2 separate regions of the Homo sapiens genome follow, and region 2 is linked to region 1. Evidence: chromatin contacts called from ENCODE Hi-C or POLR2A ChIA-PET data. All regions are on one chromosome and are shown on one strand. Each heading gives the region's core, a stretch centred on a gene start or an enhancer-like site at or near the end of the contact. The rest is flanking DNA. Distances are from core to core; before and after follow the strand shown. Region 1 has its middle 5.6 kb from the start of DRC11. Region 2 has its middle 210 kb from the start of ACKR3.

Region 1 (2,877 bases), core at 248-2,747:
CACCTCCTAAGCATCCCTTCTCTGCCAACACACTTGCAGTGAGAGGGGCGCCTGACCCCTCTGGGAAGCCCATTCTGGTTTCGGAAAACTCTCACTATTGCTCTTTGGTTTTACATTGAAGCTCCAGGGAAAAACAGAACAATCCAATCCCTCTTTTTTTTTTTTTTGTTTGAGACGGAGTCTCGCTCTTGTTGCCAAGATCTTGTGCGATCTTGACTCATGGCAACCTCCGCCTCCTGGGGTTCAAGCGATTCTCCTACCTCAGCCTCCCGAGTAGCTAGGATTGCAGGCATGTGCCACCACATCAGGCTATTTTTTTTTTTTTGGTATATTTAGTAGAGATGGGGTTTCTCCATGTTTGTCAGGCTGGTCTCAAACTCCCGACCTCAGGTGATCCACCTGCCTTGGCCTCCTGAAGTGCTGGGATTACGGGCGTGAGCCACTGTGCCCGGCTTCCAATCCCTCTTTTATGGGAGCAGTCTTTGAAAAATTTAAGCCCATGTCCACCTGTCCACCTGCACCCCCCGCCCCTAATCAAAGTCCTCTTGGTTACAGAGTAAGAACCCTCAGCTTCTTCTACATTACAAGATTTTAAGTTGTCCTTCCCTCTGTGATGCTGTTAACACAACTTAGCATCCTTCAGACATAAACCAATGAAACAAAAGCTTCTAGTGGGAGGTGGTAGGCATTTCATCAAGTAGCAAAAGGGGCCCTTCCTTGAGTCTCCACACCTTAGATCCATTGTAGGGCGGTCACGCCACACCGATGACTCATGATGCCCATAGTCAGCTAACCCCCCAAAACTGCCTACAGTGTCTCCTGCTGAATGTCTCCTCTGTTATTCAGTGCATACATCATCCCATCCAGTTCCACGTCATCCCTCAAATGATCCATGCTATTGATAAACATGTTCTCAATGACAAAGCCAGGGCGCCCCACAGCATGGCACCAGAAATGAGTTCAAGTTAGCACCAATCCACAAGTTATAAACCTGCCAGCTGTGCTATCATCTGGCTTGTATTCCTCCTTGCCCTCAACAAATCCATGAGATAAGGATTTTCAAGCGCACAGTAATATGCAGCTATATCCTAGCTATAGCATTGCCTTATGTATTATGTTAGTAACTACAGAAATTTACAATTAGGCTGATCTGGCATGTCTTGTTTTTGGAAAATCCAAGATGATAATACTTGTTATCTCTGCTTCCTTTTCTAAAAACTCACAAATCATTTTAATGGTCTGGAATATTTCCTGTGATCACATGAAGTTCACTGGGCCAGAACCTGACCTATTTTATTTTAATGAGTCATCAGTCACTCAGAACCGCACAATTCTCTCCTGTAGTTTTTTTCATTATGCCATGACAATTCAGCCAAACCAGGGAACTTGTTTCTTTACCAGGCCTGAACCGGGGTTAAAGGGTCCCAAAGCAGCTCATCTGTCTACACCTCGGTCTAAGACAACTCAAGCTGCAACAGGAAGCAGGGCCTTTTCCTGCCACACGGTGGCAGGCCAGCCACTAACCAGTCAAAGTGGGGAGGATGCAATGCTTCCTGCTGCCACCTTCTCACCCAAGGACCCAGGCTCCTTCCTCACCTCCTTCGCTAACACCCCCTCCCATTTCCCCCAGTAACGGTAAGACTAAAGCATGACAAGACAGGAATACACTGTACCAAAAGATGAGGCTGTAAATACCAAGCACAGTGGACTGAGACCTTGCCCAGGAAGGCTCCTGGCAGCTTGCGGGAGAGCACTGGCCATGGAACTGACCATTAACATCCACCAAGGAGAAGCTACTTCCTTGAAGGGCCAGAGCAGGTCCTGGGCTTCCAGGGAGGACCAGAGCTCTGCTCCATCCACCCTGGTCTCTCTATCCTACTCAGTTCCATTCCAGGGTCCCATCCTGCCAGGCCTGAGTGATATTAATAAGCTTATTTTCTCTTCTTACATGAAAACTCTGAGCTTACTTGTTTAGTAACCATTCTGTGTACCTTGCTAGGCATCTGAGGTCCAAATCATTATTTTGATTCACTTTTCAAATAATTTCCTCTAAATTGGTCACTATTTCTTCCACAATTACTATGTTTTTGTCCTAAACAGTTGATGCCTTATTTTATGTCAAATGTACATGTCTTTATACAGCCTCATAATCAGACTGCCAGGTATCTGGGAAAATGTTTTTTTCTCCGTGTTCTCAATATGTATGAATTCAGTTGGGCAAATATTATGGACACCCATACTATGCCAATCACAATACTCAATGTGGTGCAATAGAAAAAGAAACCTTTGATAGGAATTCAGCCTTCAGGGAGTGGAGTAGAAGAGATAAAGGTAGGGGGTGATTAAATGTCACAGCACAAAGTCTTTTGGGAGTTTAGAAGAGAGAGGGGCTACTTTGCCCTTGGGAAAGTGGAAGGTGTTATGCTGGTGGGATTAGAGCTAGCTACGTAAAAGGTGAGTGGGGCTTTGACCTGAGGAAATGGGAGACCATGCCAGGTGAAGGAAACAACACGGCAAAGGTAGAGCAGCAGGAAAAGTACAGGGATATGTTCGTTCGAGAGCCAGTATTTGCCTTTGACCTGGGAATCGACTCAGGCCAGATGTTATATGGACTTGATAGCAGGCCGAGAACTTTGGACTGAATTGTACGGCGACCCTCAAACTATGGAGGTTTATGTGAGCAAGATAATTGCTCACAGGGTCATGAGGCAGGGGACAATTCAAAGACAAGAAGTAGAGATGAGTGGATAAACAAAATGTGGTGTATATGTAAATAGAACAACATACAGCTGTAGAGAAGAATGAAGTTCTGACACATGCTATAGCATGGATGAACCCTGAAAATATTACGCTGAGTGAAATAAGCCAGACACAAAG
Region 2 (2,877 bases), core at 271-2,770, 270 kb after region 1:
TCTCTGTCAAGGCTCACCCTGGATTTGAGGTAGGTTAAGTAGCCAATGAGCCCAGCTGGTCCACAGACACCAAAATTGTGTGTCCTGGATGAAGTCAGCATCTTTCCCTCGCCCTGTGCCTTTCTTGTCTGTTGGTTCCTATTTCTGTTCCTACTCACAATCTACCTCTGGGGATATCACCTGTCTTTGTTTTCCAGAGTCACCTCTGCCAGCCCAAAAGCTGCTGCTTCTAGAAAGTCACTACCATTTCTAAAAAGTTCCTTGCATCTGGTCCCCCCTCATCACCATCCCCAGCACCTCATCATTGCTGAACCACAGCCCATAGCAATCTCTTTAGTCAAGGTTGTGCTTCACCTTCCTTCTTTGAATCAATGCTCTTTGAAACAATATCCCTAGGAGTTACTTTCTTCGTGACCTCTTCCCTAGAGGACGGCCTCCTTGTCTGCCTGCGCCTGGCTTCCCTCCCACCCCTACCTTTTCCACCATCATAATCACTGCCACTACCTCACTGAGATCCTGGCGTGCAGCTCTAATTTTATCTCTGACCTGCAGAAGGTGTGTGAGAATGGACTGAGATGACCTGAGCACGGGTGAAAGGTCCGCATCAAACCCAGAAAGTCAGCCGAGATCCAGGGGCGGGTTCTCATCCTACGGCCTCTCTACATTCGTTTCTGAGACACAAAAGGACTTCACAGTGAATGTTCAAGCAAATTAGAGCACAAAAACAAAAGGGTTGTGGGCAAGCAACTGCGAAGACCACAGCTGTGTTTTGGTAAATTCCCGGGCGAGGAGGATATGCCGGGTGAGTGAGGGAGGCCAGAGAGCGACAGAGTTCTTGGGTTAACTGGAAAATTCAATTATCCAGAACCACAGTCCATCAGCAATCTGTTTAGTCAAGGTTTTGCTTCACCTTCCTTCTTTGAATCAATGCTCTTTGAAACAATATCCCCAGGAGTTATTCGCTATAGAGTAGAAGCACAGATTTTGTCTATTTAGCAAAATAGGAGACGAAATGGAATGCTGCTGGGCTAATTGCTTTGCAAGGAAGAAGAGAGGCAATACTTCAGCACTTTAACCAGATTCCCTACTTTTGCTTTTTCCATTTGATCAATTTACATGTGTACTGCAAGAAATTGTGTTATAAGAAAGCTGAGCCATTCTGGTGTTCACTAAGGAATGTAGCTTTGATTAGTCCTTGTGTTAAAACAAACATAAAGTGTACGGGCTGCCACAGAAATACTTAAGTAGAAGGAGCTCTTTGTGGGACAGTAACATTTCTGTCAGTTCCCATGTCTGTTACATTATTGATTCCATCATTTTCTAGGAGCTCCAAAGAAATTGTTTTCTGAAATCCATGTGGCTTTAGGATTCTGAGTACAAATATGCTTTATTTTATAAGAAGTGAATTAATTCATGCAGCTCTCTAAAGCCACTAGTCAGGAGTAGAAACCATTGCCAGTAAGAACAAAAATACTAAAGAGAAGCAGAAATCCTACGCACATGCCCTTTGTAACTGATGTAATTGGTTTTTAAAGTGATGTAATTTAAAAAATACTGGAATGTTTTGCAATGACTCATACCTTAAGCCACATGGTCGGCATCCGTGAATGCTTGGCCACAGGTATCGTTGACAAATCCTTTGACCCTGTCATTCTGAAACCCATGCTGTCAGAGCCATAGTTTCCATCAAGAAATCTGGCCAACGGGATCCATATTTCCAGATAGTGTCCACATCATCCATCTATTCACACTCTCACTCAAAAAATATATCCTGAACTGTTATTATGGACAAAGCGCCAAAAATGGTGGTTTTTATCTTTTCTTTTTTTTTTTTCTTTCGGAAATGTGGTAATTAAGTCAAGTGTCAAAACAAATGCAACTGCTTGGCAAAAAAAAAAAAAAAAAATTGGCACTATTTCCTCTGAAGAAACAGACTCTATGCATGGGAATTGCTGAAAATGGGGCAAAAAGTCCCCTTGTACACTCTGCAGACTGCCCCCCTCCCCTGCAATCTAACCCTCTCATCTCTTGCCTCTGCTCTTGCAGCAGTTTCTAGACTCCCCTCCCAGTGTCCACTCTGCCCTCATCATCGTCATCCATAGAGCAGTGGCAGGGATTTTCACGTGGATCCCCACACCATTGCCCTGAGCAGCATGGGGTGTGGGTGCCCCAGGACACTTGACTCTGCTCAGCCCGGCCCCCACCCATCTCCCGCTGTTCACTCTGTTTGTTCTCCTTGGAATAAGACAAGATCATTTTTGCCTCTGGAACATTGCACTTGGCTGCTTCCTCTTTCTGGACTCCTTTCTGGGATATTTGCAAGGCCTCCGTTCATCCCACAGAGGGTCTGCCTCTGACCATCCCATCTCAAATAGCTGCTTCCCACCCACTCACAGTGGCTGACTCACACCACCTGGTATGATTGTCTTTATCAAAATGATCAGCCATCGATTTGTTTTGTACCTGAACATGTTTGCTGGTTTATTTCCTCCCTCTTGTTTCTTTTGTTCACCTCTATATCCCCTGTGGTTTTGTATGCTCATCACGCAGTAGGTGTTCAGTAAACACTTGCTAAGTGTCTTTGTTTTCAATTGCTGCTGTAACAAATTACTGCAAGTTCGATGGCTTAAAAACAACACACATTTGGCCGGGTGTGGTGGCTCACGCCTGTAAGCCCAGCACTTTGGGAGGCCAAGGCGGGCGGATCACGATGTCAGGAGATCAAGACCATCCTGGCTGACACGGTGAAACCCTGTCGCTACTAAAAATACAAAAAATTAGCCGGGCGTGGTGGTGGACACCTGTAGTCCCAGCTACTCGGGAGGCTGAGGCAGGAGAATGGTGTGAACTCGGGAGGTGGACCTTGCAGTGAGCCGA

Evidence for each region. Hi-C counts contacts between places; a loop is a spot of excess contacts on that map. ChIA-PET counts read pairs that join two places held with the same protein, here RNA polymerase II (POLR2A). Pooled maps may share reads with other maps.
Region 2: a loop to region 1 is called in a pooled map, with 1.8 times the contacts of the local background. The contact joins two enhancer-like sites. A Hi-C loop is called at or near these places in 2 of 168 maps with a recorded cell type or tissue (MCF 10A and mammary epithelial cell) and 4 of 50 pooled maps. POLR2A ChIA-PET finds 5 or more read pairs at or near these places in 2 of 52 experiments (A673 and CD8-positive, alpha-beta T cell).

What each region holds. Positions count from the first base shown.
Region 1 is chr2:236,511,639-236,514,515 of GRCh38, forward strand. No RefSeq gene overlaps it. Among named protein-coding and RNA genes, the nearest start is that of DRC11, 5.6 kb to the left of the region's middle. RefSeq lists an enhancer at 1,646-1,715. Within about 2 kb of position 1,498, at least 2 of the 41 ENCODE cell types and tissues checked have a DNase peak (open chromatin) inside an H3K27ac peak, as active enhancers do.
Region 2 is chr2:236,781,596-236,784,472 of GRCh38, forward strand. No RefSeq gene overlaps it. Among named protein-coding and RNA genes, the nearest start is that of ACKR3, 210 kb to the left of the region's middle. Within about 2 kb of position 1,521, at least 2 of the 41 ENCODE cell types and tissues checked have a DNase peak (open chromatin) inside an H3K27ac peak, as active enhancers do.